3 separate regions of the Homo sapiens genome follow, and all the other regions are linked to region 1. A link is a loop called in an ENCODE intact Hi-C map of the cell type or tissue named here. Cell type or tissue: CD14-positive monocyte. All regions are shown on one strand. Each heading gives the region's core, and the rest is flanking DNA. Links, peaks and the distances in the headings are about the cores only. Region 1 overlaps ACBD6 (acyl-CoA binding domain containing 6). Region 2 overlaps ACBD6 (acyl-CoA binding domain containing 6). Region 3 overlaps ACBD6 (acyl-CoA binding domain containing 6).

What was found. Hi-C counts contacts between places; a loop is a spot of excess contacts. Peaks named below come from ENCODE experiments on the same cell type or tissue, not always from the same donor. Only the 100,000 strongest peaks of a DNase experiment are listed, where the experiment ranks them.
Region 2: a loop joins it to region 1, with 2.3 times the contacts of the local background. A loop is called at or near these places in 4 of 110 quality-filtered maps.
Region 3: it touches region 1 in a loop (2.5-fold over the local background); 7 of 110 quality-filtered maps call a loop at or near these places.

What each region holds. Positions count from the first base shown.
Region 1 is chr1:180,414,044-180,418,660 of GRCh38, forward strand. All of the region lies in intron 4 of ACBD6 (acyl-CoA binding domain containing 6), which reads right to left. LOC105371637 (a long non-coding RNA gene) reads right to left here. Exons shown (of 2, transcript XR_922334.3): 2 at 2,959-3,880. Among named protein-coding and RNA genes, the nearest start is that of MIR3121, 22 kb to the right of the region's middle. In CD14-positive monocyte, for the core only: CTCF peaks have their summits at 2,174 (motif pointing left) and 2,386; DNase peaks (open chromatin) are centred at 1,628 and 2,138; H3K4me3 peaks cover 389 bases; H3K27ac peaks cover 445 bases.
Region 2 is chr1:180,480,818-180,485,434 of GRCh38, forward strand. All of the region lies in intron 3 of ACBD6 (acyl-CoA binding domain containing 6), which reads right to left. Among named protein-coding and RNA genes, the nearest start is that of ACBD6, 19 kb to the right of the region's middle. In CD14-positive monocyte, for the core only: CTCF peaks have their summits at 1,810 (motif pointing left) and 2,012; a DNase peak (open chromatin) is centred at 1,814.
Region 3 is chr1:180,362,360-180,366,976 of GRCh38, forward strand. The region is part of intron 6 of ACBD6 (acyl-CoA binding domain containing 6); the gene reads right to left. Among named protein-coding and RNA genes, the nearest start is that of MIR3121, 74 kb to the right of the region's middle. In CD14-positive monocyte, for the core only: CTCF peaks have their summits at 2,934 and 3,135; a DNase peak (open chromatin) is centred at 2,882; H3K4me3 peaks cover 18 bases; H3K27ac peaks cover 393 bases.

The DNA.
Region 1 (4,617 bases), core at 917-3,416:
TTATGCTGCCTTTTGACTAATCAGCTGCAGTCTATTCCAAAATCTGAAGCAGAAGTTCTTAACATGACATCTATGAGCTCTCTAAATAATGTACAGAATTATCTTTATAACGCATGTGCATTTTTCTGGATGTTGTATGTATAGGGGGAAGAATTGTTTCAATCGGATTCTCAAAAGAATCAGTGACTCCCATAACGATCAGTAATTTAGAATATCAACAATCAAACTGCCCCATATGTGGACTGAATTTTATGAACAAGTATAAAGGAATGCATTTTGCGTTCCAAAAATCAAACTGATGTGTTTTATAACCTGCAATGCCAGAGCATCCATTCATCAGAAAGCAAAACACCTGGTCATAGGAGTTCTTCTATCCTAAAAGCCAATCTAAACATCTTGTGTCATACAGAAAGTTATTTCCAGTCATAGCTAATTTTCTTAAAAGACACTACTTTAGCATCAGCCATCTAAGTGTTCTTTAAGCCGCTTAAGTATTTTATTGAGCACCTACTACATGTAAGGCACTGGACAAGAATTTGTTGATAACAGATAAAAGGCTAAGCAAGAAAGTTTGCCTTTAAGACCCAAACAGTATAGCTGGGATGACAAAAATCTACACAGGATTAACATAAGGTAAAAGCTGGATCCTTAAAAAGGACTATAACAGAACAGGGGAAAAACAACTTGCTTCAAAGCTAGAGAAAATGATGTAGGTTTTAAGTAAGAAATCATGTTTAATAGGACTATATGGTCACTTGAAGAGGCCCTGTTAAACAGAAGAGAAAATGCTTTTTCGATCACTTATTCTGTAAAGAAAATAAGAAGTGAGGTCAAACCCCAGAAAAGAGAATTCTGATTTTAGAAAGTAGAGCTGCAAATAATACCACGTTAGCCATATTTAACCACCATTAAAAACACCATGTTTCGGGAGGCTGAGGCATCAGAATGGCGTGAACCCGGGAGGCAGAGCTTGCAGTGAGCCGAGATTGCGCCACTGCACTCCAGCCTGGGCAACAGAGCGAGACTCCATCTCAAAAAAATAAAAAAAACAAAAACAAAAACAAAAAACAAACAAACAAAAAAAACCAAAAACAAACATCAGGTCTGCATTTTGGGAGGCCAAGGCGGGTGGATCATAAGGTCAGGAGTTCGAAACTAGCCTGACCAACATGGTGAAACCCCGTTTCTACTAAAAATACACAAATTAGCCAGGCGTGGTGACACGTGCATGTAATCCCAGCTACTCAGGAGGCTGAGGCAGGAGAATCACTTGAACCCAGGAGGCAGAGGTTGCAGTGAGCCGAGATCATACCACAGCACTCCAGCCTGGGTGACAGAGCAAGACTAAGTCTCAAACAAACAAACAAACACACGCAAAAAAAAAAACACCATGTCTATGAAAGAATACCTTCAGAGTTCCAACTTAAGGATAATAGGGACCTACTTTCTTCCAATCCAGTAACAGAAAACCCACTAATTCAAGAGGCACCAACTTCAACTGTTACAGAAAGAACTGTGTCTTTTAAAGTCATAGCAATACTACAGTGCTACTCGCCAATTGTTTCTGAATTGGAAAATAATGGGAAGTTGGTGGTAGGGCACAGAAAGGAAAGCAGAAGGATCCTTGGCATGTGGGTTACGCATACCCAGTATATGTAAGCGTTATTCACAGATGAGAGGACCTTTGGAGTGGCCCCTCTTCCTGAGTCCAACTTCCAAATGTGCATGTATACCGTTGTAAGCAGTAAAAAAGTAAACACAGTACAAACACATATAAATTTCTATTTTGTTTAATGTATCTTAAATATGTTTCTTAGACACATCAAATATATCAACTAGTTTTTTTTGCTATGTGAATTTTTTGGAGGGCAGGTAGCATTTGTTTAAGTATTTGTTTATCGTATATAGTTTATCATCACCAAATATGCTAGGCACAGAGATATTAACAAAATACTTCAGGATAGTATACACATATAAATTAAATACCAAAAAGAGAAGTTCAATAAATTCGCCAAAAATGCTACAAGGCTGAATGACGAATATAAAAAAATTAAGTGACACTCTTGGGCTTACTTGTTAAATACAGCTATCCAATCCCACACCAAATTTTGAGTATCTTACCTTCTACAACCAAGCTGTTTTTATACAATGTCACCATCTAGTGGCCAAAATGAAGAAACATCTACAGCAATATCATTCCATATTTCCTTTCTTGCCCCCTAAAATTATGTACAATGTATAAATCAAACTTTCTCCCTCTACCATTTTCTAAGAGCTCAATACAGCCTTCCATAGTCAATCTTGCCCACTATATCCATGCTTATTTGAAACAAAATAACATGCAAATGAATCCAACCATTATGAAACACAGTAGAGCCTTAAATAAATAAATGTGTCTCTCCATATCTTTATTTTCCTTTCTTGATTTTTTACTCAGGTATCTTGTTCCCTCTCTTTGTGAATCTCAAAATTATCATATTCATTATCTATAGATGACTGTGAGTTATGTTTATGATGCTACCCTAAAGGATGTCCCATGTTATCTCTAGCACAAAACAGAAAGTCTCTTCTTCAGGTTACTACAACTTTTCTGAAATTGACAGCAAATACATTTATATTCCTGAAGGAATAATCACTGGTTTTGACATTCTTTTGAAATATCAGAGCACACTCTATGGGAAAGAGGGAGAGTGTTTAAGTACGGCTTTTTCACCCAATCACAGGAAGATCCTTGCCCATTCCTAAATATGTTATCTGTACCATTTTCTACTCAGATAGCATTTTCTTATCAAAATAATATTTCAAATAGGTCTCATGGCAAGACATATAAAGTCCATTTAACTACAAAAATTATGGAAGGAACTAGCTTGGAAATCTATTTAATAGGCACATTCAACAAATATTCAATTCAATTCATGTATTTACTAAGCAACTGGAAATCAGATATAAAACACAGTATTCTAGTAAATAGACAATGAATAAGTATTTATTGCATGAATGAAAATCCAAAGAAAGTAAGCCAATATCTACAAAGATAAAAACAAATGCCATAATTCCTCAAACTAAGGAATTTGTGGGCTCTAGGGTACATAAACTCCTTTAAAGAGATATGCAGGTATAGATCATTTTAAGTGACTCAATTTCCAGCTCTTCATCTTCTAGATAAATGTATTCTTTACTAAACTGATCTACCTGAAAGGGTTCCTGTGGCAAATATTTCATTACCATTCTCCTTTTCCACATTCCCTCTGCTCAAACACTCTTCTCCTCGTTTGTAAAGGAGAGGCATTACACCTCTCTCCTTACTATAGTTAGTATACTTCAGGAAGTATAACCAAAAGACGGAGGCAAAAAAGCATTCTGAGTGATTTCTCTGGAGAAAGACAGTTCATTCATGAGGTCTCATTAGGACCATGGCTAAGGCAATCCTCAAAATGATACACTTTCCCTGGCTCTATTTTTATGTTCACAAATAATCATTTAACTATTAATCTGTTTTTCTGGACTCCTCAATTCTCAGAAAGGAGGGACCCAGCACTTCAATCACTACAAAGACATAGTCCCTTTGGTAAGCAAACAAGCATTTTAGTTTACACCTCAGTTTTGGGCCAATTTTATTATTCCTACTCTGTTTCTAAGGGTCTGCTTGATCTACGGATCTTTTTTCTACATCTTTGAGGTTGAAAAATGGACTCTGATCAATGGTAATTCACCAAAAATGCCACTCTGTGAAGTTCCTTTGGAGGTAGTCTTTCTAGGATAAAAGCTGGCACTGCACACTATCTTCCAAAATTCAGTCATACTGCTAGTGAATATTACTTCTTTGTAGGAATTTAAGTTCCTGATTTACTTGTTGGATGTATGGCCAGAAGTTGTTGATCTGAAAGGCAAAGAAATGTATTCTGTTCAAATATAATGTTAGAAAATAATGCCGTCATCTCACTGATTTCAACTATGTTTTTCAACATTCTGTATATGCCAAATATAAAACTCAAAGTCTAATGTTCTTTTTAATATAATCTTTCACATATCTAATCTTAATTTTATAAATATAATTTTTATATAATCTTTATCTGATGAAACCATCAATATTTTATAAGTTGAGATTAAAAAGTATGTTTTAATTTATAAATATAAAACAATCATACAGGCAGGCATATATTAATTTTACTTACAGATGTTTTTCTCCCTGAAAAAAAGAATCTATTCTTACTCAAAGGTGTTTAGTGAAGCTCATTTAAGACTTATATGAGGAAGTGTGTGGTGGCTCACACCTATAATCCCAGCACTTTGGGAGGTCAAGGAGGGAGGATCACTTGAGCGCAGGAGTTTGAGACCAGCCTGGGCAACACAGCAAGACCCTACCTCTACAAAAAAAATTTCAAATTAGCTGGGTGTGGTGGTGCGTGCCTGTAGTCCTACCTATTTGGGAAGCTAAGGTGATAGGATCAATTAAGCACAGGAGTTTGAGGTTACAGTGAGCTATAATCACACCACTCCAGCCTAGGCAACAGAGAAAGATCCTGTCTCTTAAAAAAGAAAAAAAAAAGACTTATCTGGGAGAAGCAAAATAGGTAAAATCAAATCCTAAATCAAGGATTAAATAGTCATGGCTGC
Region 2 (4,617 bases), core at 686-3,185, 67 kb after region 1:
GTCAGGAGTTCGAGACCAGCCTAACCGACATGGTGAGGCCTTGTCTCTACTGAAAATACAAAAATTAACTGGGCATGGTGGCATGTGCCTGTAGTCCCAGCTATCCAGGAGGCTGAGGCAGGAGAATTGCTGGAACCCGGGAGGCAGAGTCTGCAGTGAGCGGAGATCGCACCACTGTACTCCAGCCTGACAACAGAGTGAGACTCCGTCTCAAAAAAAAAAACAAAAAAAAAACAAGATTTTATATCAGATCTGGCACTACTGAGCATTCATGGCAATAACTGGCTGGAGCTAACATCCAATTCCCCTCTTTAAATAGGGCATGCACTTCACTGCAAACCACAACCTTGTGATTCTCTCTATATAAATCAAAACCGACTTCATTCATTTATGTTAATGGCTTGGCCCATGAAGGCGCTTGTTTTTGATTTTTTTTTTTTGTGACCCTGGTCTAAAAACCCTAATCCCTGATCAGGATCACAGAAAAGATCAGGGCTAAAAAATAAATTTAGAATCAATATAGACTGTGGTTAAAACTGCAAGAATGATAAGGAGAGACACAGTTTTGAAAATCATCAACACAGGCTGAAACTTGGGGCAAAAAAATACTTAATCATGCAGACTTTGTGCTTTATAATATTTCTATTACCTTAAAAGTGGCCTTTACCATACTCAAATCTTAATTCAAAATTCACTTTCCCTGTGTATATTTTAATTTCTTCAGCAACACTGTTAGTCTTTAACCAAAAATGCTAAGTTTTCTATTTATTCCCAGGTAGCTTTTTTCAGGAATTGCTAATAGCATCCTACATATCTATATGCTCTAAAAATGCTAATTAAATTAAATAAAGTATTCCCCTTATACTGAGCATAAGTTATGCCCTGGAACTTGAAGAAACAAAAGAAGAACCAGAAGGTTGGAAATACACTCTAAGAGAGAAATATAATGGATTCATGTTATTTACCCTGGAAAAGAGAATTATAAGGAAATTAGAATAATCTAGGTATCCTCTATGGTATGGCCCTGTGCTGAACTTTGTAGGTGGTAAATAGTAACACAAAGGCGAATCTGACACGGTCCTTGCCTTGAAGAGTCTATGGGCTGGATGGAGTACTATCAAGTTCGATAGTCAGGTGAATTTCTTTCTGAGATGAGAGTTTTAATACATGAGAAATATATAACTTAAAGAAATATTCTCTAGCATAAGGCACCTAGAGAACCTCAATTTAATACCTTATAGTCAACAAAAATTAGATATGAATAACAAGAAAAAAGTCAAAGGTAAATTTTTGTCAAAAACAAATCTGTTTAGTTATTTTTTTAAATATAAATTATAAAAATTATGACTGCCTTCATAGGTAAGTATAAACAACAGGTATAAATTTATCTATCTTTCAATAATTTTTATAGGTAAAAGATAACTAGCTGATGTTACAAAAACCACAGATGAATAGCAGCCAATTTTGCAAAAGGCTAGATGGATACTGGACAGCTAGACAACCACTTATTTGGCTGCTGGAACTAAAGAAAGGAGAGTGTCAGTTCTCCCATCTATGCTATTTTTCTCCATGGTCAACACACAAATAACAATGGATGCTAGTCTAAACATCATCAGATCAGTGAGGTGAAGAGAAATGAAGTTAATAATAAGATCCCGAGTAAATATAAAAGTTTTAAAGATCTAAGAAGTTAAAAAAAAAAAAGCAAGAGAGAACCAAGGTATTAACAATATCACTGAAACACACAGAAAACACTAGAAATTCCCGAGAATAAAAACGCATCTTATTTATGTTGAACTTTGCTCCCTCTGGTGGTCACTAAAGGTTTTACTAGATGCGAGTAGAAACGGAGGAAGAGGACAAAAGAGAAGTGGAATTGCAGAAACTAAGTTAACCTTCATCTATATATCAGACAAACGTTCAATTTTCAAAGAAAACTTTTTTAAAAGAAGAATTTAGAGCTCAGTGTTACGGAGGTAGCTCTGAGGATTACAGAAACAGTCACAAGTGAAAAGATACTTCTAGGGAATGGGACTGAAAGTGTGTGAGTGTGTGGGGCAAGGTACTTGTTCTAAAAGTTTCATTTTATACTCTTCCACACTGTTTGAATTTTTGTTTCCATAAGCCTCTATTATTTTCATGAAAATATCATTTAGTGGACAATGTGGAGGAATACCTAAGTCTTTTTACAAGTTTACAATCAGTATATTTCGCTTCTCAGAGTAAAAGCCACAATCCTTATTACAGCAGGCTATATTACCATGTGCCCAACTCTGCCTCATTTTCTATTTCTCCACCCCTCGTTCTCATATACATTCAGTCCTTATTGCAGTTTCTAGAGTACGTCAGGCATGATCCTACTTTAGAGACTTGCACTAGCTGTTTCCTCTATACAGAATGTTCTTCCCCCTGTATGGCTCATTCTTTCACTTAATTTCAATCTATGCTCAATGTTACCTTTTCAGTGAGCCTCTCCTGACCATCTTATTTTAAATTAAGAAGGTACCCCTGCCTCCTGTGTGCCCTATCCTTCTTCCCTGCTTTCTCTCCACAGTGCTAATCACTTTCTAAGACACTACAACTTTACTAATACATTATTAATATTTACTATAATATTTACTTTATTACTTATCTCTGTCCGACTGTAAGCTTCCTAAGAGCAGGGGTTGTTCTGCTGTGTTCAGTGCTAAATCCCCAGCCCCTAGAACTACAACTTGCACACAGTAAGTATAAAACTAATGTGTGAAATAAATGACTGACTAGTATCAATAATACCTTAATACATGGTAGAAAAAAGAACAAAATGCCTCATTTTATATTTGGTTCAATATAAAATGGTAATCTATTACAGATTAGGATACAATTATATATGCAAAATACATACTATTAATCTTTTAATCAGTGATATCTGGAGAGAGATCATTAATGTCATTAATGGGCTGCTTTTTTGTTTTTGCCTAGTGTATATGACTAAGATACCAAATACACTCAAATGTAATCATTCTGCTATTAGTACTTGAAAGCTTTTGTATAATAGGACTCAAAAGAAATAGTACCCATGCATCTTGAACAAGAATCTTCTCCAAAGAGCTATGGAAAATATCAGATACTACCCGGGAATTATGAAAAAATACCTAATTCTTTAATTTGGAAAATGTCCTCTTCTAGAACTATTAATATTTATCAGGAATAAAAACACATCTTTTTGTCCAGAGTGGAAAATACATTAAAATTACTACAAGACTTACAGTTTGGTGGTCCTGCTTTACATGTCAACATTATTTATTTACAAGCAAGGAAACCACTTCAGAACAGGGTTACCTCATGGCTCAGGGCATTCACACTAAAGAAAATTATTACACTTCCATGTGATCAGAGTCAATTTAGTAGTAGCCAAAAAAACAAGGTGACTGGGGTGCGGTTATTTTCCAATTTCACCAAAGTTTTTACAAAACTGCCTTATTATTTGTCAAAACTCATTGAATTACACACTTAATGTTTGTACATTTCACTATACATAAATTTTGCCAAAAAACAAAGTAAGATTCCTATTGAGAACTTTATTGGTAAATTTTCTTTTCACAGTGGTATAGGTTAGAAATTCTGAAACTACTTTCTGTATATTCTAGACTTAAGCAAATGAGTAACTACATTGAGGATACTGGGAGCAGGGTTGTTCTGTTGGAGAAAGGAGTTACAAATATGAAAGAGGGAAGGCTATCATGTACCCTGTAGTGTTGGGTTGGAATTACAGGTATGAATATAAACTTATGGTTTTTAGTATACAAGTAGATAAATATATAAATACTGATATAGGATATACACGTGTCAGAGTAATATAAGTATTAATACATGTATACACGTCTGTGTCTACAATGAATATGTATTCAACATGTGTATCTACGCACGTATGTATACGTATACATACATATGTTATGTATGCATGTATATACAAAATGTGTGTATGGCTGGGCGCGGTGGCTCACACCTTTAATCCCAGCACTTTGGGAGGCTGAGGCGGGTGGATCATGAGGTCAGGAGTTCAAGACCAGCCTGGCCAACATGGTGAAACCCCGTCTCTACTAAAAATACAAAAATTAGCTGGGCGTGGTGGTGGGCGCCTGTAATCCCAGCTACCAGCTACTCAGGAGGCTGAGGCAGAGAATTGCTTGAACCCGGAAGGCGGGGGTTGCAGTGAGCCGAGATTGCACAACTGCAAATCTGTCCAGCCTGGGCAACAGAGTGAGACTCTGTCTCAAAAAAAAAAAAAAAGTGTGTGTATCTATAGATACATACATTTGAGGGTATGTAATTTTAGATCTGTCTTCTGAGAGGGCCTAGAAGCAATGACACTCCAGTAGCAATGAACATACCCTAGCATCCAGACCTTGGTTTCTAAATACTATTCTCTACTAAAGAGTTAAAGAGAAGCAGCCAATTCCAGGGATAGGGCAGGGCAAACATCAGATAAATCTGTGTAGTGAGTTGAATTGTGACCCCCAAAAAGGTATGCCCAAATCTTAATCCCAAGTACCTGTCAATGAGACCTTAATTGGAAATAGGATCTTGGCAGATGTAAGTTAAAATGAGGTCATACTGGATTAAGGTGGGCCCTAA
Region 3 (4,617 bases), core at 1,394-3,893, 51 kb before region 1:
GCTATGTTTTGAGTCCACCCTATGACCACAGCTGCTCCAGAGGGAGACCAAATGCCAACTGACAAAAGAAGGTGAAACAGGATGGGAAAAAAAAGATGACTGTTTTGTCATGTAACAATCAGCTATCCCTATACCTTAAATAAATATGCTTTAATAATTAGAATTCATATTCAAGTGCTAGTATGTTCTTTTATGGAAACCCCAGCTTTACTACTTAAGTTCCTAATGCATTCACTATTAATCATTCTATCCTTCATACATAGAGAGATGTAGTTTTTCTTTCTTAGCTGTTGGCAATGACAACTCAGAAGCTCCAGATAAAATTCTGAGTTGTTAGGCCTTAAAAGTTGAGATGGTTCAAAGTCACCAAATCTATCAACACTGGTAAAAATACTACTAATTTTAAAAAGACAAACTAATAAGCAACCAAAGGGAAAAGAAGCTAAACATGGAAGGAAGTATATTTAGAAAAGCGATTATGTAATGAATATTTAATCATTACAAAGAGCCTGCCATTGGCTTAACTTCATCACTGTTGGCATAGAACCTATGCTAATCCCAAATCCCAACACTCAGGTGACTAGAGAAGTTGAGAAACTTTAATATTCTCTTTGCTGGGATGCAGGGATTCTCACTCTGAATTCTTGCATTCCTAGGATAGCCAAGGGCGGGCTCTGGCAAATGTATTAACTTATTAACATATTTTGCAAAAATTTAACATGTAGGTCCTTTTTCTCTGGTGTTCATAACTTTCCTCATATTCTTCCTAAAATGGTTAAAGACCACTGTTGTGAGATAGCAGTACAGATTAAACAGGATTGGCCACAAATTGGTAATTGCTGAAACTAGATATTCTCTTTATTTTTGTACCTCGTTGAAGTTTTTGTAATTAAAAGGTTATTTTTAAAACGATTGTGAGGAAAGAATTCATTATGTACAAAATAAATTTTGATAGAGGACTGTGGAATTATCTAAGTGAACTAATGTGAATAATAATTCTATTTTTCCTTATGAGCTAAGTGAAAATGAAATAAAAGTTTTGTAATTTACAAGTGTAGAAAACAAAAGTATGGAAATTTTTCATGTCAAAGCTTTCAGTGAGGCAAGTTAGTTTACTTTTGAGTTCCTTATTTTGTTTTACGAAATGTTAAAAGTTGATGAAAAAGCAGGAAAAAAGGAGAGAAAATGTAACGGGCAAAGCAAAGACTGCAAAGACAGTGGTGGTTTGGTCCTTGGGAGGGAGGACTGAAAGGAATGAAGTGATGGGTCTAATCAAATCACTTAAAAAAGCAGCAGCTTCTCAGAGTTAACCTTGCCAATCAGAGTAAGCAGGAGCAGGAGCAGGAGCAGGAGCAGGAGCGGGAGCATGCTTGTGCACATTAAACTTCACATGTGTCCTTGAACCTATGGTGCACTTCCTCCTCCCACAGCAGCCAGGGAAGGCTTTGTAATGCTCATCCTTAGAGAGAACCTTGAATTCCATTAGAAAGCTCCACAAAATGGAGAAACCCTCAAGTGGCAGCTTGAACCACATAGACAGCTCATACCCTTTACTGATATTAGAAGTAAGCTCATGGGATTAAGTCGGCAAGTACTAGAAAATTAAAAAGTATGAACACACTGACAAATGCCATGATACCAACAAGAATACAAGATGTGTCTAAGCCTTTTTTCCTGCTTTTTCTTTACCTTTTTAAAAAAAGGGATGGCAAATATTTAAAACAATGCTACAATAAAGACTGGGCACTAAGTCTACAAAGAAACTCTATAACTTGTCTGGCTAATATTGGGCTAATATAATATCTACATCTATACAGTGATTTGCTATAAAACCATTCACTTATTGATGGCCTAGCACATTTTACAAATAAGCTACACTTTAAGAGGAACAGTAAAGGCAGACACCTTGCCTTTGATGTCACATCTATTAAGTTACAGCTCTACTCTGTTCCCTACCAGTGATAAGACATCTTATATAATGTACATTTTTAGTGTTACATGTTTAAAAAGGGACATTGATTCAGTAATGAGCCACTAGGTTGGTGAAACTAGTCTGGAGAAGACTTAGGAAGAAAATGTCTACTGTCTTCAAATAACAGAACGGTTGACACCTGGAAGGGAGGAGATACAACTTTTCTTCATAGTTTTAAGAGTCAGAACTAAAACGAGAGTGAGTTATAGGTAAGCAGACATAGATTTAACAGGTAGGAGAAATTTCTAATAATTAGCACTTTCTGAAACAGAATAGGCTATTTTGTGAAGTAAACAGAAATCTTCAGACAGGCTAGCTGGCTTAACCATCTTTTGGAAATTTAGTGGAGAGGAGTCCTGCATTAGGTGGGAGTTGAACCAGATGATCTTTAAATTCCTTTCTATCTTTTTTTTTTTTTTTGAGATGGAGTCTTGCTCTGTCGCCCTGGCTGGAGTACAGTAGCGCGATCTTGGCTCACTGCAACCTCTGCCTCCTGGGTTCAAGTGATTCTCCTGCCTCAGCCTCCCGAGTAGCTGGGACTATAGGCGTGTGCCACAACGCCTGGCTAATTTTCTGTAGTTTTAATAGAGACAGGGTTTCGCCGTGTTAGCTAGGATGGTCTCAATCTTCTGACCTCGTGATCCGCCCACCTTGGCCTCCCAAAGTGCTGGGATTACGGGCATGAGCCACCGCGCCTGGCCAATTCCTACTTTTAAGATTTTACAATTATTATTTATTCAAGGTCATAGTTAGTGGCAGAATAGAAATTGGAATTCAGGTAACGTGACTCCAAACACAGTCTTTCCAAACACAAGGTTATAAACTCCTCAAAAGTCTTCAGGCAAAAATATAAAAGACTGAGGTCAACTGGGTCAGGGAAACTGAAGAGTTCAAAGCCTGTCAACAGAGGGCAGTAGGTACTCAGCTCTAGTTGATAGAAGAACGTGCCCACGATTGCCATATTTGCAGATTTTTCAAGAGAAGTCTAAAATCTGTACTTTTATATGAAATTAACTGACAGTTAATTATAAATAAATTGTGGACTAACACTACAGGTGTCAAACAAAAACAGATCTATGGGCTGCACATGACTTATACTGTTTTGTGACCATGAGACTTTACTCAAAAACTCCATTTCCAAACTACTGATTTTAAAAAATCCTTCTCTGGAGTCTTCAAATTTATCAACATCCTTTTTGAAATACAAAAATCTAAGCTTTATGTTTTATATTAATTACATCCTAATAATTGCTATGTATATAACAGTACTTTGCCCTGGCCTTTATAGATTATATTCCTATTACTGTAATGGCAGCAGTAAATTTGCTTTGTAAGAGCAACACTACATTGCCATCTCATTGTTTACCTACGGTCCACAATAGCCGTCAAATTTTCTACTGATGATATTTGTGCATAAACAATCTCTATACATGTATACATGCATATGGTCCATAAGTATATTTAAATATGCTCCATATTCTATAATTATTTCACGGAAAAATTACTTTTCTTTGAAGAGTCTTTTTTTTCTTATCTTTTTCCCATCTTTCAGGCATTAATCACTCTGAGTATATCAGTTTGATCAAAAGCAATATTGACCATTTCTAGAACTTACTCTGTTTACTTAGTATAACTAAGCAAATTGCTTGGTCTCATTTGCAAGCATTTTGTTATTCTGTGTAATTCCTTCATCATTAATTGGTTCTTATAATGTTACATTTAAAAGAACATTTAAAATTTAGCAACACTAGGCATAGCCAAATATATTTTATAACATGCACATACTTATTTAAATAGTACATCTCAGAAACCATCAATGAGCCACCAGTTCAACATTCAAACAAGTTAGTTCTTTTAAGGCAGATGATTAACTAATTTCCTGAATTCAATGAGGAAGAATTGCCTGACATTTTAAAAATTGAAAGAATTACAGAATTAATTCAATTCTGAGGGTACCATCAACTTTAGACTACAAAATGTTATGATTCAGTTGTAGGTAGCTTAGACATTTAGAAACCTTTATGGTGAAGACGGTAGGTTTTCCTGGGGATAAAAACTAATTCTTTTGTTTTCAAGCTTACAATAGTGCAAAATGTCAACAATTTCTGGTTAATAGCAGTACCAAGAGAGAATGTAGCCAGGGGACCATTAAGAAGGAGCAATTTACTATAGCAGGTCATAACACTTTGACAGTGTCCTATAATTCAGTTAGATGTAAAAATAAGATGACACTGGGTGTTCTCTGAACTCAGAGTAATTTGAACTTGATTCACACTGTACTGTGAGCCAGCTGTTCATTCTCAGATATAAACTTAGCAAAGGAAGTGACTATTCAATATAAAAATGACAGAGAAATAACTGATTAAACAAAATTGTGAATAGGAATATGGGTTAAAAGTTACACTGAAAGGAAAAGCCTGATGAATAAAATGTCATCTACATATATGAATTTCATTATATATAATATAGAAGATATGAGGAACTTATTACTATATCCTCATAAAATGCATCCGATAGCTATGAATTCTAGAAGCACTGAGTCAGTATGATAAACTATGACGGCAACACAATGCAGGAAAAAAAGGGTGGAATCTGCAGTGAAAATACCAGGGGGCTGTGAACCCTGGTTATACCACTTACTAGCT